Regions from separate parts of the Homo sapiens genome. Here region 2 is linked to region 1. A link is an interaction called in ENCODE POLR2A ChIA-PET data of the cell type or tissue named here. Cell type or tissue: PC-9. All regions are shown on one strand. Each heading gives the region's core, and the rest is flanking DNA. Links, peaks and the distances in the headings are about the cores only. Region 1 overlaps LMNTD1 (lamin tail domain containing 1). Region 2 has its middle 94 kb from the start of LMNTD1.

What was found. Peaks named below come from ENCODE experiments on the same cell type or tissue, not always from the same donor. Only the 100,000 strongest peaks of a DNase experiment are listed, where the experiment ranks them.
Region 2: POLR2A ChIA-PET joins it to region 1 with 13 read pairs; 2 of 35 experiments call an interaction of 5 or more read pairs at or near these places.

What each region holds. Positions count from the first base shown.
Region 1 is chr12:25,517,340-25,530,393 of GRCh38, reverse strand. LMNTD1 (lamin tail domain containing 1) reads left to right here. Exons shown (of 10, transcript NM_001145728.2): 5 at 3,439-3,625; 6 at 4,176-4,295; 7 at 10,319-10,536; 8 at 11,427-11,599. Among named protein-coding and RNA genes, the nearest start is that of LMNTD1, 29 kb to the left of the region's middle. In PC-9, for the core only: no CTCF peak of the experiment used is centred there; a DNase peak (open chromatin) is centred at 5,793; H3K27ac peaks cover 1,071 bases.
Region 2 is chr12:25,452,263-25,465,316 of GRCh38, reverse strand. No RefSeq gene overlaps it. Among named protein-coding and RNA genes, the nearest start is that of LMNTD1, 94 kb to the left of the region's middle. In PC-9, for the core only: no CTCF peak of the experiment used is centred there; a DNase peak (open chromatin) is centred at 6,996; H3K4me3 peaks cover 957 bases; H3K27ac peaks cover 1,608 bases.

The DNA of each region.
Region 1 (13,054 bases), core at 3,692-8,691:
GAGCAGGGAAAGATTTCTTATATAGGACACCAAAAGCAGAAACTATAAAGAAAAAGATGGATAAATTTTATCACAGTAAAAATTTTAGAAATGTAAACTATACCATAAGAAACATTATAGATGAAGTATTTTTAAAGTCTCTTCTTGCAGAAAATATGTGCATATAATTAAATACTATGCTACGAATACCATAAATAAATTATAAAAATGTAAATTCAGAAAAGTGAATGAAATGATATGAACATGCAGTTCATCAAAGAGGAAAACTGAGTAGCCAATAAGCAGCTTGTGCAACTGCACTATAATCAGGGAAAAACAAATTTAAATACAATGAGATTCCATTTTGTACCTATGATAGGAAAATAATAAGAAGGCTGAAAATTTGAAGTGTTTATAAGGACATGGGAAACAAGAAGAGGAAATAGTATGTGTGTGCATGGTGAGTGAAGCCTGCAGCAGCATGAATCATGCTCTTGCAAGGAATTCTTTATGGTTGCAGTTTCAGCATAAGGTAGGAAGTAAGGAAAAAGGGGTTAAAGAAGTTGACAGATAAGGTAGGGCTTTGTTTGAGTGCTGTGATTTTTGTGTTTTCTATAGAAGGAAATGGTAAGATATTGAAGGATTTCCACAAGGCAAGCAGAAATAGGTTTGGATTGTACAAAGATTGCTCTGGAAGCAAAGTGGAGAATGTTTAGAAGGGGGTAAGACTGAGGATAATAGTTAGGATGTTGATTCAGTGTCTCACAGAAATGATGAGAGCGTGATAAAGGCAGCAGTCAGGGATGGAGAAAAGACGTAAATAGATGCCACTAAAGAGGAAGAATCAGCAGAACCTGGTCACGAATAAGGAATGAAGGATAAGAAACTGGGACAGTATTGGAAGTTTCAGGCTTGGCCAACAGAGTAAATGGTGCAATTCACTGGAATAGTTTCCTAGTTGGGAGAGTAAATTTACAACAGGCCAAAGTGATGAGTTCAGGGGTACCTTTTGAGATCTTGTGGTCAGTTGTTTCTGTGGATCCGAAGCTCAGTAGGAAGGTCTAGGCAAAAGATTTAGTTTTAGCAGTCATGAGTGTATTAATGGTTAGTAAACACTGTTCATGGATAACATCACCTATAAGGATAAATGAGGGAAATAAAAGAGGGCTAAGAACAGAATCCCAGGGATCAACATCTGGGAGATGCGTGAAGGGGCTGGGTGAAATAAGAAAAAGGGGCTGAAAAGTAACAAAACTGATAGAGGCAAAACAGTTGACTTCAAGAAACAAAGGGAAGAGTTTCCAAAAAGAGGCCAATACTGAGGAGACATGAAGATATAGACTAACAGTTGCCACTCAATTTACCGATTGTGAAGGGCATTGGTCATCTGGGTCTCCAGCAGAGGCAGGTGGTTGTGAAGTAAATAAGAGGTGATTAATTAGTGACATAGCCTTTTCCAAAAGCTAGGTTGTGATGGCAGTAGGAATTGTAAGCTGGAGAAGGACTCTTCTCTTTTTTCTTTTTTAAGGTGGTAGCCCCTCAAGGATATGTACCTATTTGGGGGAAATAGGTAGTCCAGAGGGAGAAGTTGGTGTTAAAGGAGAAAGGAAGGACAATGAGGGTACTGAGTTGCTGAAGCATCAGGAGGAGTTGGTGACCAGAGGGCTTCACTGCAGATGGAAGAAGGGGCCTCTTCCATGGAAATGGGGTGGGCTATGGAGAAGAGGTAGGCTCAGCTGTAGGAGAGTCTGTTTCTAAGTGTGAAGCAGGGAAATACACTATTCTCTCTGATGGCCATGTTTTCTTAGTGAGATAATTTGTCAAGAGTGAGAATAGAGATATTGTTGAAGGATGGCAGAAGTTGCTGACTTGGCTCATGAAGATGACAACTTGTTGTCAATCAGCAAGGGCCCAGGTGGTTGGAGACCACTAAGTTTTTGGTAGCAGCAATCTTTGTGTGTGCGTTTTCTAGCAGAGTTCAACCACCATGGTGTGTACAGAATTTAAACAACCTGAATGGTTAGGTCAAACCTATTTGAGATTTTACTTGTTGAATGAGGCAGAAGGACAAGGGTTAACATTTATTGAGTGACCTTGGACATGGGAATTAATCTCTCTAAACCTCAGTTTTTCTATTTATAAAATGGGGCTAAAATACTACCTGTCTGAGTTGTTTTAAGAATTAAATGAGATAATACAGTGTTCCTCACATTTTTTTAGTGTGACCTTCAATAAGAAACATGTAGAAGTATTTTAATGAGAAATACGTATGTTATTGTGAGAATTATATGAGTTACTATTAGTCCACAATGCCTTCACCAAAATACTTGGGGACTTACATATTTCCAAATTCAGAATTTTGACAATTTTAGGAAAGGAAATTTTAGAACACATATCATATAACACCCTGTCAGGGATTACAAAAGTATCAAAAATCAAACATTAATCTTTTCACAGAAAAATATATAAATATTCACATAAACCATGAACAAAGACTATAAATAGCCTCACCTCAGTTTTGGACCAGGCTTTGCTTCAAATATGTTTTAAAAAAATTTTTTTGCTTTTTCAGAGCTTTTTGGATTTTGGAACTGTGGATAAGAAATTGTGGAGAACTATATACAGAGATAGGTAGACAAATAAATAGAAACATAGACATAGATATACATATATATGTATATATATGTGTGTATATGTGTGTGTGTGTGTGTGTGTGTGTGTGTGTGTGTGTGTATATATATATATATATATATATATATATATATATATATATAGTGTTATTAAGTGCCTGGCATATAAGTGGTATTGTTATTATTATTGGTACAGATATATCTTATTTCCAAGATGGGGGTCCTCACTTACCAAAGTGATTTTTGACCCACTAATAAGTTGTGACTCACAATCTGAAAAATGCTGATACATAATGATATGTAAATGATTAGCCTGGTCCCTGGATCGTACATAGAAAGCTCTCAATGCAAGTTAAAAGGTGAAAAACACCATCCTATGTTTATTTAAAGTTTTTACCTTTCAAAAATCTTTTAATCACATAGTTGCTATTTATCTTCAGTCACTTTATCAGAAATAAAGTAAATGATTTGTCTCTTGATCTACTTTTGAGAGTTTCATGTCTCAATGATTTTATCTTGAACAGTAGGAAATTTAAACTATTATAATTCTCAACTTCCTGTGGCTTTTATACCTTGACACCTAAAATACTTTTTAAGTTTTCTTTATTTTAAGTGAAATAGGTTATTTTATTGCACAGATAAAGAAATAGAACTAAAAACTCAAGCCATTTGTCTGAGGTTACAAAATATACTATTCCTATATAGAACTTGCCCAATAGAATATACAGTTTAAGAACAACTTTCAAGCAGTTTATTAATCACTTCTTAAAGTGAGTCAAAGACACTCCTATCTGAAGGCAGCTTACAATCTTTGTGTTTTATTTTCTAGTTCTCTTGGAGATGTTGAAATAGCTGAAGTGAATGTCAAGGGTTTGTTCGTGAAGCTCATTAACTCTTCCCTTGACAAAGAAATGGCAATTGGAGATCATATTCTCCAGCAAAATGTGAATGGACAAACCATTTCTTTGTACCGATTCCTTCCAAACATCGTAATGCAGGCAAATTCCACAGTAACAGTGAGTATAAGAGTATAAATACTGTACATTAGAATTGTACAGGACAAACTTGTTGACACTGACAGTCTGTGGCTCAGCACTGTCTCGTTATCACTCTATCTGGATCTGTACGTAAGATGTGATTTTGTTGTTGGTGGTTAATTACCGCACTTTGTCCATCTTCTGGATGTTAATTAATACCCACAGTTAAATTTCCACAGCTGTCTTCAATTTTGTGTACAATATCTTTTGTTTTTATAATTTAACTATTAAAATGAAATTCTTAATTTCCTGAAACCAAGTAAATATAAACCTGAAAAGACAAGCAAAGAGATTATTTGCTTAGAGAACAGATAATTAGCTCATGCAGGAGGGGTCCTCTCTTTCTCGTTTTTTCCTTTAATCCCTGTAGAGTAGCTGTTTGGTGTTGCATAGCTTGACATTGTATATGATATAGTCATTATATTTTAAAACCTCATCTGTTCAGAAAGATTATGTTGGAGTAACCCTATGACATTTACAAAATTGTGTTCAACTCCAGTGGCATTTGTCATTAACAATTTTATTACAGGTGTGGGCAGCAGCATCTGAAGCAAAGCATCAACCTCCATCAGATTTTCTTTGGAAGGAACAAGACAAGTTTAGAGCAAGTCCTGATTGTATAACAATCCTGTGCAAACCGAACGGTCAAGTTAGTTTCTGGTTCTTAACAATCGTTTTTTTTTTTTAAATATTGTGCTTATTGAGCATATCTGTATTTTTTATTCTTTTTATTTTATACAATGTGTCTAAGTGCATAAATGTCAGTAAAATTGACTTTATGCCTAAAAGATTATTTTATTGTCAGGTTCTTATAAATTTATTTATTTATTTAATTTCAGTCGTTTTGGGGGAGCATGTGGTGTTTGGTTACATGGATAACCATGTTGTCAAATGGAAGAGCACTCATTAGTTCTTAAGTGGTGGTATTCCATGGTACGTATATACCACGTTTTCTTTATCCACTTGTTGCCTGATGGGCATTTGGGCTACTTTTTCATAGAATGGATAGTTATCCTTATGTTCCCCATCCTCTTAGCTCACCCGATTTTTTTTTATCCTTAAAGCTTGGGAAGAACCATCACTAAATGCCACAACACATCAGGCAAATCAACAGCATTCTCTTCCCAATGTCAAAGGGCCCAAGAGTTACTTACAATTTGGCAAAAATAATTTTGATATCTCATATTCCTAAGAAGCCTCTTCAACTTTCGAAGTCAAGGGAAGATTTAATTTGTGATATTTAGCCTGAAGAGTGGGATAAGGAAGGTACTCCATACAGGTCTTTTCCATTTATTTTTTCATTTCTCAAATATTTATTGATACTCTTCTCTATTTTACAGCTATGCTAAGTACTGGGAATATAACAGATTAAGATCTGCACCAAGGAACTAATATTCTAATGAAAGAGCTTACAGTATTAATTTGAAATGACTATACTTTACTCCTTATAAAATTAAGGGCATTAGCAATAGCTTTGGGTAATTTGTTCGCAGTATTTGACAATTTTATATTTTCACTCAACCTTTCTCTCGGTATAATATTAGCATACATATATACCCATGGACACACCAATAAGGTTCAAAGGTATTTCTTTTTACAACAACAAAAAAGTGAATCCTTTTTCAAAATGATTTTTAGATCATTTTTACATACCTGTGATTTTTCTTACCCTCAGTCTAACTTACTATGTCATATAACTACTAACAAAATATGTTAACAAGAATCTATCTCTGAGTTTCTTTTTTGCTGCAATATAATCTATGTTGAGATGGACTTTCCCTTTAAAATAGACTTGGCTAATTTCTTAAGAGCCATTTACTGTCTTTCTGCGGGAACAGTTGTTGTTAGATGAGGAGAGCACCCATGAGATATAACTTAGCAGCCTTCACCCACTCAGCTTTAGATCTCCTTGTGGGCTCGAACTGAATTTTATAATACTTCTCTGATGGGAAAAATAAGGCTACACAATCTAAGTTATTTACTTAGATTAATTTTCATTGATGGAGAAAATGAGGATACACAATGTGAGTTATTTACTCAGCCTCATAAGAAATCATTAGCAAAACCCAGTTTAGGATTAAGACATTCTTATCTCAGAACTTTCATCATAGTTATCCACTCTGTAAACCAGTTTGTGATTTCTACTTTGTATGTGCATTGCTCCAGGCACTGAGCATTGAACCAGACAGACCAGGTCCCTGAGCTCCTGGAATGCAGATTTTAAAAAGTTTTCATTTCTTGCAACTGAATTAGGCTTTGTACTTAGACTGTTCCTTTTACCCAGTGATTTTAATGACTTTGCACATATAGAATCAGACCATTTCTGTGGGGTGATGTAAGCACAAGTAACTGTGCCTGCTAATGAAAGACTAAACCTGACTGATTGATCCATACGGAAAATATTTAAATATATTTCGTATCTGTCAGGAATGGCGCTAGGTGCTAGAAAAAAGAACATAAATATTGCACACTTCTTGTCCTCAAGAAACTCAGAGTCTGCTAGTAGAAACTGATATGTAATAATAAGTAATTGCAATACAGTGAAACAATGCTTTAATAAAATATGGGCAGCCCAGGTCAGAAATATCAACTCTGTAAAGGAGAGCATGAGAAAAAGCATTGAGAGGAAGAGCCATGTGTTGTGAATCTGTAGTGGAGAGGAGTTTGCCCACCTAACTTGAACCATGGTGATCTTGCCCATTTTCACCTTCTGGACTCTCCTCTCTCCATGCTTCTTCATGCACTCTGTTCTAGCCACACTGCCCTACTTCTCATACTACTTTTGCTTTCCAGTGCTTGACTGCTCCTTCATGCCACAGGGCCTTTGCGCATGCTCTTGCCTCTCAATAGGCTCTCTTCCCTCCCTTTTTACCTATTAAATCCTACCTGCCCTTCAGAACTCAGCTCAAGCTTTTTTTTTTTTTTTTTTTTACCTGAGTCACATCCCATTGGAAATTCTACCTTATGGTAAAGCCATATGCATTATTTAATTCGACTAGAAAGTATTTCCCTTAAATAGGTGGAAATGTGACTTTAAAATCAGCTTGAAACCCTAATGTAAGTATAGAGTTCCTTTTCTAATAAATTCATTTTCATTCTCACTTTCATAGCACTGGATATTACTATCTGCAACCGCCAGGTAAATTTTCCTTAAAAAGACAATTTACTGCCTTCTCATAGACATGCTGAAACACGAACTCAAAGTGTCATCATGACCCTGGAATTGCTTTCTATTTGTATGTAGAAAATAATCCATATCTTGTGGAAAAAGTCACAAAGCCTGTAATCTACTGTCTAAAATAATAGCCAGCTATACAGATCAGAATAGAACCTGTTTCTGGACTTGAATAATATTTTATATTTGTAAGATGGGGCAAAGAGAAGTTATATTATGGGTCATTTTTAAAAAGAAGCCTAGGCCAGCGCAGTGGCTTATGCCTGTAATCCCAGCACTTTGGGAGGCCGAGGCGGGCGGATCACAAGGTCAGGAGTTTGATACCAGCCTGGCCAACATGGTGAAACCCCATCTCTACTAAAAATACAAACATTAGCTGGGTGTGGTGGTGCCCGCCTGTAGTCCCAGCTACTAGGGAGGCTGAGACAGGAGAATTGCTTGAACCTGGGAGGCGGAGGTTGCAGTGAGCCAAGATTGCACCACTGCACTCCAGCCTGGGCGAAGAGTAAGACTCTGTCTCGAAAAAAAATAAAAATAAAAACAAATTTAAAAAATTAAAAGGAGGCTAAAATAAAGTATGTCTTAGACTACTTTTTGAGTCATCTTGTCACTAACATGGCAGTGGTTAATATTCGATACAGCTACAAATCTTATGGCTTAATATAAAAGTGGCTTTTAGTTTTGCTTTGCCATGTATTAACTACATAATTGTTATTCTACTTTCCCATCTGTAAAGTAAGAGACTGTATAATATAATCACTAAGATTCCATGAGTCTATGGACCTTTAAAGCAGGGACAGGTTTGCAGCCTCTAAATTACATGTCAAATAATTAATAAATGTCTCATGTTTATCAATGCCTGGTACTTTCCCAATACATTGTTTTGCATTAGACATCCAGATGTGGAACAGACCAGTCCTATACAATAGGAACTCATTGAAGGGCTGTTTATATATGCCTTATTACAGTTGATTCTCAGTAATGTTTCAGTATCTTGGGGAAAAAAAATGGGGCTTGGAAAGTTAAATGGCTTGCTTAAGGTCACATGATAAGTAATGTGATAGAACTAAAATAAAACCATATCTTCTAACTCTCAATAATTTTTCTATTGCACTAAAAATAGTTTGTAAGTTTCATGTGGCCGACATTCTAGAGCTGAGGCTAAATTTTATCACATTATCATCATTGTCATCGAAAATTCTCTCAAGTTCCTACAATACAGGGGAAAATAAAATATTGCCTTGTCTAGGAAAGGCACACACCTCAATAAGGGAGATCACACTAAAAAGATCATGAACATATTTTCAAAATATAATATGTTTGAGCTACTAAAAAGGGAGGATTCGTAACTAATGATCTGTAGCAAAAGTCCATTTTTTTGCCATAATCTATGAAAATAAACTTTTTAAAAAAGAATTCATCTTCTTTCTCTGCTAGAAGCTTAGCCTAGCTGAACTGACCTTGTGTTGTCTTTATGTCTATGTTATTTGTCAAGCCAAGCAGAGGGATGTTCAAAGGTTACAGTGTGAAGTCCAAACCTCTAATTTGGTAAACTAAAAACAGATCACTAGAACAAGTAGAATGTTAGGGCACGTTTTTCATGTTGAATAGAAATATAACTGTTAGTGTCTATACAGGATTTTCCTGAATAATTTTTGCACGTGTATGTTGTGCACATGTCACATATTCAGGAAATCCAAACAAACTCCAGCTTCAGTGCTTATGGGTCTCCTTAATACTCTCACCTAGGATTCTAGCCTGAAGAACGTGTTTTCTTGTCCATGTCTCTAGCTCTACTGTCCATTTTCCCATCTCAGATAAGATACACTCACACACACAGTGTCTTAAATGTTTAAAATCTTAACTTTTTCATGTTACCATTACTTTTTGCTCGGTTCTTTAGAGTTGTGAAATTCAATAGCTGGATGAATTTTACAACACTTCAATAAAGCAGTTCCCAATACCACCCTCTCAGTTTTACACATGAAGTCACAGTTCAAGTTAGAAAGTAACTTACCTACCTGAGATTATGCTGCTTGTAATTTTCAGAACAGGAAACTAAGGCCAAGATGCGTTACTCTGTATCCTCATCATGTAGTTCGCTAAGCCGCACACACAGGTAAATGGCATTATATAGTTCAGTTTTTAAATTCTGTTGTACCATATTTTACATGGTAAATAAAAAACAACTCAAAATGGCTAAAAGACCTAAACGTAAGACCTGAAACCATAATACTGCTGGGAAAGAACATAGGGGAAAAGCTCCTTGACGTGGTCCTTTGCAATGATTTCTTGGTATCACACCAAAGCTCAGGCTACAAAAACAAAAATAAATAAAAGTGGGCATGGAGTATGTCAAGCTAAAAAGCTTCTGCACAGCAAAGGAAACAATTAACAAAATAAAATAGCACCCTACCGACTGGGAAAAAAAAAAGTTTGCAAACCTCATATCTGAGAAGGAGCTAATACTCAAAATCTATGAGGAACTCTTACAACTCAATAGCAGAAAAGCAAATAACCTGATTTAGAAAACAGGCAAAAGACCTGAATAGACATTTCTCCAAAGACATTTAAAAAATGGCCAACAGATACATTAAAAGATGCTCAACATCACTAAGCATCAAATAAAAGCAAATTAAAATCGTTATGAGCTATCACTTCACACTTCATAAGGATGGTTATTCCAAAAAAGACAAGAGATATAATAACAAATGTTGGTGAGAGTATGGAGAAAAGGGAACCCCAGTACATGGTTGGCAGGAATGTAGATTGGTGCAGCCTTTATGGAAAACAATATGGAAGTCCCTAAAGAAATTAAAAGTAGAGCTACCATACAACCCAGCAATCCCTCTTCTGGGTACATACCCAAAAAAGATGAAATCACCACCTTGGAAAGGTATCTGCACAGCCATCTTCATTGCAGCATTATTCACAATAGCCAAGATATGGAAACAACCTAAGTGTCTGTCAACAGACAAATGGATAAAGAAAATGTAGCTATACACAATGGAATATTATTCAGCCTTAAGAAAGAACATGGAGGTACCTGGAGGACATTATGCTGAGTGAAATAAGTCAGACACAGAAAGAAAAATGTTGCATGATCTCACTTATATGTGGAATTTTTGAAAAGGTCAAACATACAGAGAAAGAGAATAAAACTGGTTCACAGGGATGGGAGCAGGGGAGGAAATAGGCAGATGTAGGTCAAAGGATATAAAGTAGCAGAGATTTGTAGGATGAAGTCTAGGGATCTAGTGTACAATATAAGGACTATAGTTAATGAAATTGTGTTGGGGATTTTTGTTAAGTAGATTTTAGCTGCTCTTGTCATAAAAAAGTAACTACGTGAGACAATAAATACCTTAATTTGCTCCACCATAGTAACCATTTTACTATATATATATATATATATATATATATATATGTATATCTCATAACAGCATGTTGTAAACCTCAAATATACATAGCCAACATTAATAAATCATTTTCATTAGGCCATTGCGTGGTACACCCCTATCCACTGGAAGCAAGCGTGGGAAAAATTAGATGCTGACGTTGAATTTAACAGATGTTCAGTAGTATCTCCAACATTCCGAAAGCGTGTGTTTCAGTGGACAGCATCTACAGCTACAATAACTAAAGAAAAACAAGATCAACCTAAGAAAGATATCTCAAATTATCAGGTGGAACAAGCTCAAGTTCTTCTTAAGAGGTAAGGGTTGTTTGGTTTGTTTGTTTTAATGGGTCCTTCCCACAATTAGTAACTAAGCATGTGGGAACGACTAGATGACAAATGGATGTGTGATGTATAAATTAAATCAATAGTGATTTTTGGAAACTACTATTTTGAATAGAACTCATAGGAAAAGCACGAAAACAGAATGAGCAGGTAAATACTCATAGGGCAATGAAGGCTGGCGATCTTCACTAGGTAGTATTGAGACCCCTCTGGCCATTTCACTTTTTTTTTTTTTTTTTTTTTGAGACAGAGTCTCGCTCTGTCACCCAGGCTGGAGTGCAGTGGCGCCATCTCGGCTCACTGCAGGCTCCGCCCTGCCGGTTCACGCCATTCTGCTGCCTTAGCCTCATGAGTAGCTGGGACTACAGGCGCCCACCACCACGCCCGGCTAATTTTTTTTGTATTTTTAGTAGAGACGGGGTTTCACCGTGTTAGCCAGGATGGTCTCGATCTCCTTGTGATCCGCCCGCCTTGGCCTCCCAAAGTGCTGGGATTACAGGCGTGAGCCACCGCGGCCGGCCGCCATTTCACTTTTCATGGGCACTGTTATTAGAGGCAAGGCTGCTGCAGAGAGGTGAAAAGGTGAGGTATCCCCAAGTCTTTAGCAGTGCTTAGGTGGAGGGAGAGGTGCATTATCCAGGAATTTTATCTTGGATCAAAAGCTGCCTATGGACAGAGGTGCAGAATATATTATTCATTTGTAGCAAATGCTTCTGAAGTTATAATAAAAGTTCTGCCCACAAAGTTTAAAAAGTCATATTCTCTTGGTTTTGAAATATGCTTCCCCTTTAATTGTGCCTTCAACATTAACACCACAGCATAAAATGGCTTTTGAGTTCCATTTAGGCTTTTTTCTTTTACAGAGAGAAGGAAATCCCACCAACCGTTTTCCCTAATCGCAGCCCTTGGTGCCAGAATCCCTATGTCTCTGCACATCCTTACTGTCCTCTGATTGAACCACACAATACATCCACCGCTGGAGGCAGATTGGATAGACAGCCCAGGACTCGGTCAACCAGACCTAATCGAGCCTCAGGTCAGTTAAAAGAGTGCTTGTTCCAGTGGAGAGTGCGTGTGTGTGCATGCACATGTGTTAACTAGTGGGTTAAGTGGTTAAAATGTGCTAAGTGTTAAAGATGATTCATATTCTCAAGAATAGATGGCTCTTAAAGGAAGTATTGTTAACCATTCACTTACATTTCCCCTAGCACAGTGTCTTCCACTGTGCTAGATAAACATCTGTCTTTGATAAATATCTGTTGAATGAATCAATGAATTAAAAGAACAGCGTGGCCAGCAAGAGTATGTATGATTCTTGAAGTTCAATGAAAAAACACTTTTTGTTTTTTCATCAGGCAGCAAAAACTGTTCTTACAAGTTATGCTGTGTTGAAAAAAATTCCACCTTTTCCAAACACACTCTAATGTTAATCCCCAATTCTTTCTCCTTCAGAAGTTTCTTAAGTCCTCTAAATAAAGCTTTTAGAGTTAGTATGATTAACACACACTCTGTGAATGGATTTTAGGAAATCCATGCACTTGCTACATTTTTCACAAAATTGTGTGTGTCTATATGATTTTTTCTGGGGAGAGAGTCCATGAAGTTCATCAGATGTCCACAAGTATTTAACAAGAACTGGAGTAGAAGAACATAAAGCCAAGAAGGAACCAGACTCAACTATTGGAGAAAGCCTGTTTAGTACACCAGCAATATCCTGGTGAAGTTGTAATGATTCACAAACTTTGACTTAGGAAAGAAGAGCTTGTTTTTTTAAAAATGAAATCTTAAGCGAGATCCCAATATATAAAATGCATAAAAACAGATCTACCCAAGGTGAGGAGGATGTAGCAATTTCCACTACTCATGACCCCCTTATTCTTCCATTTCTCTTTGCCTGTGATCTTTAAGACACCACGAAATCACAAGATTCTCCATGAAACAATATGACAACCATTGTGTTAATATGCTAGCACATCACTGGGAAATGGCACCCCCAAAACAGTACCTTTTAGAAGTGGAATGATGGAAATTTTGTAAATCACTGAATATATTTCTTTTTCTTTTTTCCTGCTTAGAATTCTTTTATTATTATTATTATTATTATTATTATTATTATTATTATTCTTACACTTTAAGTTTTAGGGTACATGTGCACAATGTGCAGGTTAGTTACATATGTATACATGTGCCATGCTGGTATGCTGCACCCATTAACTTGTCATTTAGCATTAGGTATATCTCCTAAAACTATCCCTCCCCCCTCCCCCCACCCCACAACAGTCCCCAGAGTGTGATGTTCCCCTTCCTGTGTCCATGTGTTCTCATTGTTCAATTCCCACCTATGAGTGAGAAGATGCGGTGTTTGGTTTTTTGTTCTTGCGATAGTTTACTGAGAATGATGATTTCCAATTTCATCCATGTCCCTACAAAGGACATGAACTCATCATTTTTTATGGCTGCATAGTATTCCATGGTGTATATGTGCCACATT
Region 2 (13,054 bases), core at 4,152-9,151, 66 kb after region 1:
TATAAATCATGCTGCTATAATGACACACGCACACGTATGTTTATTGCGGCACTATTCACAACAGCAAAGACTTGGAACCAACCCAAATGTCCAACAATGATACACTGGATTAAGAAAATGTGGCACATATACACCATGGAATACTATGCAGCCATAAAAAATGATGAGTTCATGTCCTTTGTTGGGACATGGGTGAAGCTGGAAACCATCATTCTCAGCAAACTATCGCAAGGACAAAAAACCAAACACCGCATGTTCTCACTCATAGGTGGGAATTGAACAATGAGAACACATGGACACAGGAAGGGGAACATCACACACCGGGCCTGTTGTGGGGTGGGGGAAGGGGGGAGGGATAGCATTAGGAGATATACCTAATGTTAAATGACAAGTTAATGGGTGCAGCACACCAACATGGCACATGTATACATATGTAACTAACCTGCACATTGCTCACGTGTACCCTAAAACTTAAAGTATAATAAAAAAAAAGAAAAAAATCGCATCACAAGCCATACTATTTTTAAAATTAAAAAAAAAAAAGAAGAAAGAAAGAAAGTATAGACATTCACTTCTGACCATGACAGAGAAACACGACTGGGTTTACCCTCCCAGCTTAAATAACAAAAAAGAAATGAACGAAATGCATGTTCATTAACATGTTCATAAAACAATGAGTTCTAGACATTGGACAACAGGTAGTAGAGAACAGTGATCCCTTAGAGAAGAGAAACAGACAAGGTGAGCCCTGGGGGTGCCTTACTCACTGTCTGGTTTCCAGTCCTCAGCATAGGGAAGGAGAACACACACAAAGCCCAGCAGTCTCCCTGATTTGAGGAGCTAGAGTTGAGCATCAGGGGAGGTCAATCCATCTAGAGGTTGGAGAAGGAGAGTACCAGACAAGAGAGAAAGAAGCTGCACAGAGAGAAATTTCTGGAGATTTCCTGAGTTCCCCTTGAGTCTTGATACCTGAGACTAAGGAAAGAACCACCTGAAACAGGTAGGACAATCCCTTGGACTTACAAAGGGCTGGGAGCAGGTTGTGTTCCCACCAGTCAAAATGGGAAAACCTCATAATACACAGGGCATAAGATGGAGAACACAGAAGAGGATTGCCTCAGTGCTGGAACCACAGTCTGCTCTAGCTGTGTCTGACAAGGCTTAAAAGCAAGACTCAAGAGGGTCAGACTATTTCCAAGTAATTTAATTGCCAACCAAAAAAAAAAAAAAAAAAAAGGCCTAAGAATATTTAAAGGAATATTCTTCCAATATGTAACAAAGTAAAATTCATCATGTCTGGCATCCAATCAAAAATTACTAGGTATGCCAAAAGGCAGGAAAATACAGCCTCTTATGAGGAGTAAAATAAATCATTCAAGAGAAACAATCACAGAAATGACACACAGTGTAGAATTGGTAGACACGGACATTAAAACAATTCTGATAAATATATTCCATATGCCCAAGAAAGTGGAGAAAATATTGAGCTTGTTAAAAAAAGACATGGATAATATTTGGTTTTTTGTTTGTTTTTGAGACAGTCTCGCTCTGTCAACCAAGCTGGAGTGCACTTGTGTGACCTTGCCTCACTGCAACCTCCACCTCTCGGGCTCAAGCAATTCTCTTGCCTCAGCCTTCCGCGTAGCTAGGATTACAGGCCCGCACCATCACGCCAGCTAATTTTTTTATTTTTAGTACAGATGGGGTTTCAGCATGTTGGCCAGGCTGGTCTCGAACTCCTGATCTCAAGTGATCTGCCTGCCTCAGCCTCCCAAAGTGCTGGGATTACAGGCCTGAGCCATCACGCCCAGCTGGATGATATTTTAAAACACTCAAATTAAACTTCTAGGCATTAAAAATTCAATGGATGGTGCTTTGGATGTCTCATAACTACCACCCACACATTTAGGACTCACTAGAAGGGCTCATAGGGCTCAGAGGCAAGATGATCCCAGCTATGGTTTATCAAGCATAAGATATACAGCCAGCCTCGCAAGGGAAAAAGACAAACCAGGTGAAGCCTGGAGGAATTTAGGCACTGGCTTCCAAAGTTCTCCCTCTGGGGCTGAAGAGAGACGGGGTGGCCACATAGAACACACTCTTTTAGCCAACAAAATGCAGTGTTTCTGATTAAGTCTCAAAGTTCAGAGTTTTCACTGGGGGCTGATTATTTTGGCAGTCTCTGCCTCCGATAAGCCACAGCTACCAAATTTAGACATCTGGTAGAAAGGCTGGCATTCACCATTAATTACATTGTTTGCACAAATAATCTAGGCAAGCTGGTATATAAGAGTTCGGTGTCTCAGGTCAGCAAATCATCCTTATCAGTGTAGGGAACATTCCAAAGCCAAGTTCCCAGATGATAGTCTAGGGCAAGCCCCCCAAGCAGATCATTCTAAAGGTAGCAACATCAAGCCTGCTATATTATGTCTTTTCTACACAGATGGAATTAACAGCAAATTAGATATTGCCAAAGAAAAGATTAGTGAACATGAAGAAATAGGAATAGAAGTAATCTAAAATGAAAGAAAACTGATATAAAGACTCAAGTTTCTGCCTTGGATAGTGGTGCTATTATGAACATAAAAAGAACAGACATTCTATTAAAACTTTTTAAAACATAATTATTGAGCAAGCAAGCACTAAATTGACCCATTGTACAGTTTTGTATGGTTACCAAAGACTAGCAAGGACTTCATTTGTATGTTAATTTCTGAAATATCTATAACTAAAACTTGATAATATTTCCATATAAACAAGAAACAAAAAACTTTTAAGCTATTAAAGATTTTAGTAAATGGATTCTATGAGAAGTAATCAAAGGAAAAACAATATGCAAGGATACAATCTGTTGGTGCATATGAGACAGTAAAGGAGAGAACATTTGTCTTTTGTATGCAAAGGACTTCATACACAATTACCTAACTTAATTTCACAACAATTTAAGAAGTAAGAATTATTTTCTCATTTTACAGATGAGAACATTGAGGGTAAGAAAGGTCAAGTAACTATCCTAGAAGAACACACAGTTAATTTGATGGAACCAGAAAAAGGAAGCCCATATGTCTATGTCTCCAAACTCTTTGTGTTTTCATTGTTCTTTGCTTTTGTATCTACCAAGGACAGACAGAATGCAACAGGCTCCTTTTAAAAACAATTGTAAAAATGGAGGTCCTGAAATGCATATGGAGTCATTTGCACTGACAGAGGTAGCACAGGCTAAAATAGCACAAACCTCTGCCCCCTCATCTCCCTCCTGCAAAAATAATAAATACATAAACCCTATTCCACCTACACTTTTTTTAATCTCTAGAGTTTTATCTTTTTGAACTTAAATAATTCTAGGGTAACTAAAATTATAGGGCAAAAATGGCAAATATACAATCACTCTCCTCTTTCAAACAAGGGAATATTATTCATATATCATGGCCCTTTTCCCCTCTAAGCTCAGATACAGCATCAGAATCATTCTGAACGTATTGTTCCAGGCAGCCATTTCCAGTGATTGAAATTAGAATTCAGAATGAAACCTCTTTGCATCTTTCTTTTAGGAGTCATCCATTAGAGCATAGTAATTAGAATTCAGATTCTGGAACTTGATTGTCTAGGCTCACATTCTAGTTCTACCACTTACTAACTGTATGAATTTAAATAAGTAAGTTAATCTCTCTGTGTTTTCAGCTCTAATTTGGGGATAGTTATGGGTATCTACTTCAGAAGGCTTTGCAAGAATTAAATGCGTTGAAATACATGTAATACTTAGACTAGAACCCGGAACATGGTAAGCATTATATGCCTAGCTGTTATTACTGTTATTACTATACAGATGAAGTTTTGACAATCATTTTTTGCAAGAAACAAAGCGATAGGAGGCTGAAGGTATTGGGCACCTAAACAGAAAGAACAAAAGAAAATGGAATTTAATGTCCTGCTTATAGACATGATTAAAGGATAGTACTGGAGGAGTAAACTAGACCATCTTTAGAAGATTTCTTTTGTCCCTCTGAATTCTACATTTCTGAAAAGAAAAAAGTAAAGGTATATAGGGACTCTTAACCAAGCATCTCAAATATCCAACAACAGTATTTGGTTAAGTATAAACTCTGACCTACCCATACCGTGAAATACTGAATATCCCCATTAAAATGCATGTCTTAGAACACCTGGTAACTTAGGAAATATCTCATAATATATTAAGTTAAACAATAAAACTTTAAATCATATATATAATATATTCAGGTTTTATAAATTACATACAAATATTAACATAGCACATGTGAAAAATATTCTACATATATGCATGGTACATATATTACCCTATTATATCCATTAATGTAAAATATATAAGTAAATCTGTAGATATGTAAAATATATCCATTCTATTCATAGAAAACATGGGCAAACATCTACCAAAATGTTAACGTGGCTGTATTTGGATGATAAGATTATAGGTGGTTGTTAATTTTCATACATTCATTTATTTATTTCATACATTCATTTATTTATCAAACTTCTAAATAAGCATATGTTACTTTTATTTGGATTTATTTTATTTTAACTATATAGTGGTCAAAATACAAAATATTTGTTCGATAAAGCTACCATTTTTTACTTGGACATAACAGATTGTTAATTCAAAAGATATAACACTATTAGTGAAGACACACAATACAATTTTTAAAAACAAGGTATTTAAACATTCACAACATCCTGCTCTGCAAAAAATCCTAAGTTAATTCTTTTCTATGTAATTTAAATAAAATTTATTTTCCAGAATAATTATGTCTAGCCTACATTTTCTTGTATCAAACAAAGAAAAATTTTTAAATTTCAACTTTTATTTTAGATACAGGGGTACATGTGCAGGTTTGTTACATGGGCATACTGCATGATGCTGAGGTTTGGGGTACAGATCCCATCACCCAGATAGGGAGCATAGTATCCTTCCCAAAGCCTATCAGTCATGTGCTTGAACTTCAAACAGTGCTTCCCAATTTTCAACCTAAAGTCTATTTATAACATCAGATATTAACGTTTCTAAAACCTGGATATCTCACTATGCCTTAACCCTGGGCCCCTAGAAGACGAAGCCTAATGAAAGTTAACCTGCTACTGCTGACTCTTGGCTCCCAGGACAGCAAGACTGAGAGCAAAATGGGAAGGGAGCAGCGAAGGAGAGAAAGCAAAGACAAGGCAGTGCATTACAGAGCAGCTGTAGCTTCACGAGAAGACCTAGTCTGCTGCCTGGTCAACGGACATCTCTGCAAAGGCTATGTGGAAGCAGTGGGCCTCAGAAGACGTGTTCGAGGGAGGATGAGAGAGAGGTTGATGCTCTGGCTCTTTTCCATTTCCTGTCAAGCCTGCGGCACAGAGCATGACCTCCCTGGTGCTTCCAGATTGTGTCCCCAGTCCCTTGGGGCCGCTGCAGGGGAAGCCAGATCGCCTGTCCCGCGGCAAGTCCTTCCTCTGAACCCAGACATGGCGGCAGGAGCCAAAGCCTTTGTGAGATGCTCCATCAGATGCGGATGACTGAGGAGGTCTTCACCCAGGACAGGCTGAGATGGCAGGTGGGGGCAGCGAGCAAGTCGCCCAGGCCTGAGGGGCAATGGGGCGAAGCGAGCCTGGGGAGAAGAATCCGTGACTATGTAATACACCACTAGGCCTAGTCCTCTGGTTTCACTGCAACTTCCTCGTTTCCTACAGTGCTTCCTGTTAAGAATGAAACTACTGCTTCTTGTATGAGGGTGTCAAGGAAACTGCTTTGAACGAAGCTGACTTTGCCTGCTTGCTCCAGGCGTGACTTGGAGAGTCATCTTCTCTGGGATTTCTCCCTGGAATTTCAGTTTATTAGTCGCCAATAAATTTTTCTTTATTAAATTCCTCTTCAAATATTCAGAGTGATGTTGCCACTGAAACCAATGAAATAATGCAAGAAAAAATAATAATAATAACACCTCCCACTGTAGTGAACTTCCATACCATAACTGATATTTACAGCCTGATCAACAGGTATATGTTTTGTAAGCAAGGAGAAAGATGTGAAAGGAAGAAGTGTAAGCTGTATAAGCCTTCTACTATTTTCTTCTTATTCACAAGGAATCACTACAAAATTACTTTACAATTTGGTTTTCTTAACTATACATCATAGACTTCTCTTCAGGCAAAAAGGTATAGCTCTGCCTCATTCAAAAATAGCTTTCAGGTTAATCCTGAGACACTGTCTTTTGGTGATGGCAATTTTTATTTTTCTATGTAAAATTATTTATCCTGTCCATTAAAATTGTCTTTAGATTCTTTTCTTAAGGAAAAAAATAGATGCCATATAGCACATTGCTTAAGTATGTAGCTTCAGATGTCAGACTGCTTGAGTACAATTCCTAACTCCACCACCAAGTAGCTGTGTGACTTAGGACAAGTTACTTTAACTCTCTGTGCTTCAGTTTTCTTATCTCTGAAGAGGATTGTAGTACTTACCTCCTGTATAATGTTGGGAGAGTTAAATGAGTTAATACACTGAAGGCACTCCAGACAGTGCCTAGTATGTAAGAAGCACTCAGTAAATGTTAACTATTACTGTTCTTATAATTGTTAGTATTTCATAATGCCCACATAAATAGAAACACATCCACTTAACAAAGAAACAAAAATGAATTGAGCCCTGTTATATGTCATTTACTAAGTACATAGGGACAACTAAGACAGGGTTTTTATTCCAGAGAATGGGAGAAAAGATCAACACAGGAACAGGTAAATTGCAATATCACTTGATAGATGGTTTAATAACATGAGAAACCAGCAGCTATGGGCTCAGTGATGGGAGTGAGTAATTGTGCCTCAGGAAATGCTTCCGGTCTGAGATGGGTCCTGAGTAACAGGAATTTGCCAATCAGAGGTGGTGGCATTAGAGTGGGTGTTCCAAGTCTAGGGAGCAGTATGTGCAAGAATGAAAATATTCCTCTAGGCAACTGACAAACATCTTCCATGAAGAGATACTAAGATATGACGATTTTCTTCCCATTTTCTAAAATGTCACATCTCGGTAGCTCAAGCTAGAGCATTTGGTCGTCTGCCAAACGCTTTGCAAAATGTTTTGATTCCTGTGACTCATCATCACCAAAAGCTAATTGACTACTATGACTCATTTTCATCCCTATTGGAATTGTATCTCTGCATCAACTCATGTTTCTGTACAAAGCATGCCATCGAGTGGATTGACTAAATACTCTTGTTAAGGACAATACCAGACAGTCACTAAGGATAATTGTCACATTTTAGATACTGTGCTCCAACATCGATTTCTGTACTGCCAGGGAAATCGTCAGGGAGTAATAAACTGGGATTGAGCATAAGCAAAAAGTATAGATAAACAAAGTCCAAATGAGGCAAAGAGCTTCATGCAGCTACTTTTTTATATAAACCCAAGAAGGTACTATAAGAGCAAATACACAATGATGCACTTTAAAAGCTGAGGGTCCACAATTAATTAGTAACACTGATAATTCCTTTCTGTCTTCATGACTTCATAGAATCAAAAGGAATGGAGTTTGAAAAAAAAAAAGCCTTTTTATCTAAACTGTCTCTTTTGTTTGATCATTTAAAAAACTATTTTCAGTTTTTAGGTAAAAGACCATGTCACTGTTAAGCAAAAGTCTTATAAGAAAAAAACAAGGGGTGAGAAGATACTTTTTAAAATATATGTATTATCTTAGCTTCCCTAAAACGTAAGTCTCAAACAGCATTGAAAACAACAGAAGCTCATTATACTGTTGTTTTAATGACAGCATAAAAATTGTAAACTACCTAAATGCCATCAATAGGGGATCACATTAATGAAATGTGGAATAGTCATCAGGAAACGCAATGAAGCAGTTGAAACAAAGCTAAATCCACTTATATTAACATGGATCCAAAATTTGATGTTGAAGGGAAAATGCAAGATAGAAAATACGTGCACATGATATTACTTTTAAAAATATAAAATATTACTACCTATTACTTATACATAAAAATGGATTGGAAGAATATAAACGAACTCATCTTAGTGATTACTCTGGGGAAGGGAGAAGGGAATGAGAGATGACAGTGTAGGGGGTGTGGTGAAGATTAAAGTAGACTTAGCTTATATTTATGGTTAGAAAAAGACAAAGCAAAATATTGAGTTATGACTTTGCTGTTCTTTTTGTATTTAAAGTAAAAATGGGATTCTTTTTTTCTGCTTCATAACTTGCTTTGTGTCTTCCCATTTTCTTTATCATCAGAGATTTAAACTGGTCTTCCCATTTCAACTTAAGACAGAGACACTCTATTAACAATTTTTTTCTTTTGTTTTGTTTAATTTCAACTTTTATTTTAGATTCAGAGCATGTGCAGGTTTATTACATGTTGCATGATGCTGAGGTTTGAGGTATGACTGATCCTATCACCCAGGTAGTGAGCATAGTACCTAACAGGTAGTTTTTCAGTCCTTGTTCTCCTCCCTTCCTCCCCACTTTTGTAGTCCCCAGTGTCTATTATTCCCATCTTTGTGTCCACGTGTACACAAGGTTTAGTTCCCACTTATAGATGAGAATATGCAGTATTTGGTTGTCTGTTCCCACGTTAGTTCACTTAGGAGAATGGCTTCCAGCTACATACATGTTGCTGCAAAGAACATGATTTCATTTTTTAGGGCTGCATAGTATTCCATGATGTATATGCACCACATTTTCTTTGTCCAATCCACCATGGATGGGCACCGAGGTTGATTTCATGTCTTTGATATTGTGAATAGTCCTGCGATGAACATATGTGTACATGTGTGTATTTGGTAGAATGATTTATTTTCCTTTGGGTTTAAACCCAGTAATGGGATTGCTGGATTGAATGATTAGTTCTGTATTAAGTTATCTGAGATATTTCCAAACGGTTCTCCACAGTGACTGAACTAATTACCTTTCCAACAGAGTATAAGCATTCCTTTTCTCCACAGCCTCACCGGCATCTACTCTTTTTTGATTTTTTAATAATAGACATTCTGAGAGGTGTAAGATGGTATTTCACTGAAGTTTCAATTTGCATTTATCTGATGATTAGTGACATTGAGCATTATTTCATGTTTGTTGGCTGCTTGTGTGTCTTCTTTTGAGAAGTGTCTGCTCATGTCATTTGCCCACTTTTTAATGGGATGGTTTTTATTTGTTGATTTGTTTAAGTTCCTTATAGATTCTGGATGTTAGCCCTTTGTTGGATGAATAGTTTGTGAATATTTTCTCCTATTCTGTAGGGTGTCTTTTTATTCTGTGATAGTTTCTTTTGCTGTGCAGAAGCTTTTTAGTTTAATTAGGTCTGACTTGTCAATTTTTGTTTTCAGCGTGATTGCTTTTAAGGTCTTAGTCATAAATTCTTTGCCAAAGCAGATGTCCAGAATGGCATTTCTTATGTTTTCTTCCAGGATTTTTATAGTTTGAGGTCTTAACATTTAAAACGTTGATTCATCATCCTGAATTAATTTTTGTGTATGGTGAAAGGTAGGGGTCTACTTTCATTCTTCTGCATATGACTAAGCCAGTTATCCCAGCATCATTTATTGAACCAGGAGTCCTTTCCTCATTGTTTAGTTTTGTCAATATTGTCAAAGATTAAATGGTTGTAGGTGTGTGGTTTTATTTCTGGGTTCTCTATTCTGTTCCATTGATCTATGTGTCTGTTTTTGTACAAGTACCATGCTGTTTTTGTTACTGTAGCCTTATGGTATAGTTTGAAATCCAGTAATCTGATACCTCCAGCTTTCTTCCATTTGCTTAAGATTGCTTTCACTATTTAGGCTCTTTTTTAGTTTCATATGAATTTTAAAATTGTTTTTCTAATTCTGTGAAAAATGTCATTTGTAGTCTGATAGGAATAGCATTGAATCTGTAGATTGCTTTGGGCAATATGACCATTTTAACAATATTGATTCTTCTAATCCACGAGCATGGAATGTTTTTCCATTTGTTTGTGTCATCTATGATTTCTTTCAGCAGTGTTTTGTAATTTCCCTTGTAGAAATCTTTCATCTCCTTGGTTCAATGTATTCCCAAGTAGTTTATTTTATTTTTGTGGCTACTGTAAATGAGATTGTGTTCTTGATTTGGCACTCAGCTTGAACATTATTGCTGTATAGAAATGCTATTGATTTTGCACATTGATTTTGTATCCTGAACTTTACTGATGGCATTTATCAGTTTTAGGCTTTTGGTGAAGTCTTTAGGGTTTTCTAGGTATAGAATCATATCATCAGTGAAAAGAGATAATTTGACCTCTTCTTTTCTAATTTTGGATGCCTTTTCTTTCTTTCTCTTGCCTGATTGCCCTGGCTAGAACTTCTAGAACAATGTTGAATAGGAGTGGTGAAAGTGGGCGTCCTTGTCTTGTTTCAGGTCTTAAGGGGAATGATTCCAGCTTTTTCCTATTCAGAATGATGTTGGCTGTGGGTTTGTCATAGATGGCTTTTATTATTTTCAGGTATGTTCCTTATATGCTGAGTTTGTTGAGGGTTTTTATTATGAAGGGATGTTGGATTTTATTGAAAACTTCTTCTGTTATCTATTGAGATAATCATATGGTTTTTGTTTTTAGTTCTGTTTATGTGGTGAATCACATTTATTGACTTAGGTATGTTGAACCAACCTTGCATCCCAGGAATAAAGCCTACTTGATCATAGTGAATTAACTTTTTGATATGCTGCTGAATTCAATTTGCTAGTATTTTTCGAGGATTTTTGCATCTATGTTCATCAAAAATATTGGCCTGGCTTGGCGTGGTGGCACATGCCTGTAATTCCAGCACTTTGGGAGGCTGCAGATCACCTGAGGTCAGGAGTTCGAGACCAGCCTGACCAATATGGTGAAACCCTGTCTCTACTAAAAACATAAAAATTAGCTGGGGCTAGTGGTAGGCACCTGTAGTCCCAGCTACTCGGGAAGCTGAGACAGGAGAATTGCTTGAAACTGGGAGGCGGAGGTTGCAGTGAGCCGAGATCGTGCCTGGGCAACAAAGTGAGACTCCATCTCAAAAAAATAAATAAATAAAATTGGCCTATAGTTTTCTTTTTTGTTGTATCTTTGCCAGATTTTAGTATCAGGGTGATAAATGGCTTTGTAGAATAAGTTAGAGAGAAGTTCCTCTTCCTCAGCTTTTTGGAAGAGTTTCAGTAGAATTGGTACCAACTCTTTGCTGTGCACACAAACTACAAAATCTAGAGGAAATGGATAAATTTCTTGACACTTGCAACCTCCCAAGATTGAACTAGGAAGAAATTGAAACCCTTAACAGACCAAAATTGAGTTCTAAAATTGAATCAGTAATAAAAAACCTACCAAAAAAAAAAAAAAAAAAAAAAAAAAGCCTGGGACCAGACAGATTCACTGATGAATTCTACCTACCAGACATACAAGGTACACCACCACCTCATCCTAGATAGACAGGAATTTGAACTGCTGCCCTATCACATCTCTGTTCCAGAGCTCATGACTCCTAGATCAGATGTACACTGTAGCCTTTTTCTGAACCACAATGTAGTTGAGAGCCTCAGGGGTTGCTTCATTTGTGACTCTCCGTGGCAGTGGTTTTGGGGCAGAACTTCATCACTCAGCCTAATTAATACAGATGGCATTGTGGCTCACCATTCTCCAATGTGATAGCACTGCATCTTCATGTAAAAGGGGTTAGGGGGCCTCCGCCTTTGGGCCTGTGCAGGTTGTGGTGATATTGGCTGGGTGGGTGGGTCCAATCTCAGGCCCTGGGAGAAATGGTCAGGTGTCAGCAGAATTGGAATGGGGTTCTCCAACTCCCCAGCCCCTAAATGGCCAGCTGGACAGCGTGTATGAGTCTTGATGGGGCTGGATCGGGTGGAGCCTGAGTTGCTGGTTGTGATAGGGAGGGCCAGGCTGGTCCCTGAGTTACCAGCTGAACTCTCACATAGGGTCAGGTGGTGGGATCTCGAGGGAAGATCACAGGCCTGTGAAGATAAGGTTTTCACGGCTGCAATGTTCATACATGGGCGATGTTGGTGCATTGGAAGTCAGAAAGCAGCAAGCCCTGTTGGGAAGGTGCAGTGGGGTCATGGCCTCTCTGCAGGGCAGCTGCTGGCTTGCTGGAGACTCCCCAAAGCACTCAGGCTTTTTGTTCCCTCCCCAGCCTGGGGGCAGCAGCAGGAGGGCACTGCAATGGCAGCCAGTGGCAGAGGGCCTGTTAGTTGTCTCTGGGAGCTCCACCACAGAGAAATGCAGAGCCCTGGCCATAGGACTGACTGCACTTCCAAGCCCAGGGGCCTTGCCTGGAAATGCGCAGAGTGGGCAGGAGCTTGCAGGAAAGACAGTCTGACCTCCTCTCTGTTGGGTGGCTGCGGTGTGCTGGAGGTGCCTGTGAAAGCAATCAGGCTCCATGTTCCTCCTCCCTAGTCTGGGGGCAACAGAAGGTACCACAGAGTGGCAGAGGGGCTGTTGGTTACCTCTGGGAGCTACACTGCAAAGAAATGCAGAGCCCTAATGGGGGACCAGAGTGCTCAGGTGGGGTGAGGTGGCTGCGTTGGGAGCCTAGGCCAGGGGGCCTTTGCTGGGGAGGAGCAGTGGAGACAGGGCCTGCAGTCTCACTCCTTATCAACACTTATCCTGGGAGCATGTGAAGGAGCCTGCCCTTCTTTTTTGGTGGAGGTAGGGCAGCTGGCTACAGGGTGCTCAAGGATCCAAGGTCTGTGGGGCTCCATGTGGGCTTCAGCAGTGGCTCTGCCCAGAATCCAGGCAGCTCTCTGTGTCAGTCTGGAGGCCCAGGGTGGGAGGTTAACAGGGGCGGGGCGAGCGCTTAGGGGGAATCTCTCATGCCCAGGATTGCAAAGGAGCATGGGGGAAGTGTGGGTCCCGGGGGAATCTTGCTCACTCACCCTTTCCCCTTGGTGGGGAGTCTCCCCAGCTCCACACCCATCCCAGGCGGTCAGCGACCCTGCTTTACTCTTCTCTGTTCTCCGTGGGTCCTGTTGCTTCCTTGATGAATCTCAGCGTGGCCTCCTGGATAATCCACTTGAAGAGCTAGGATTTA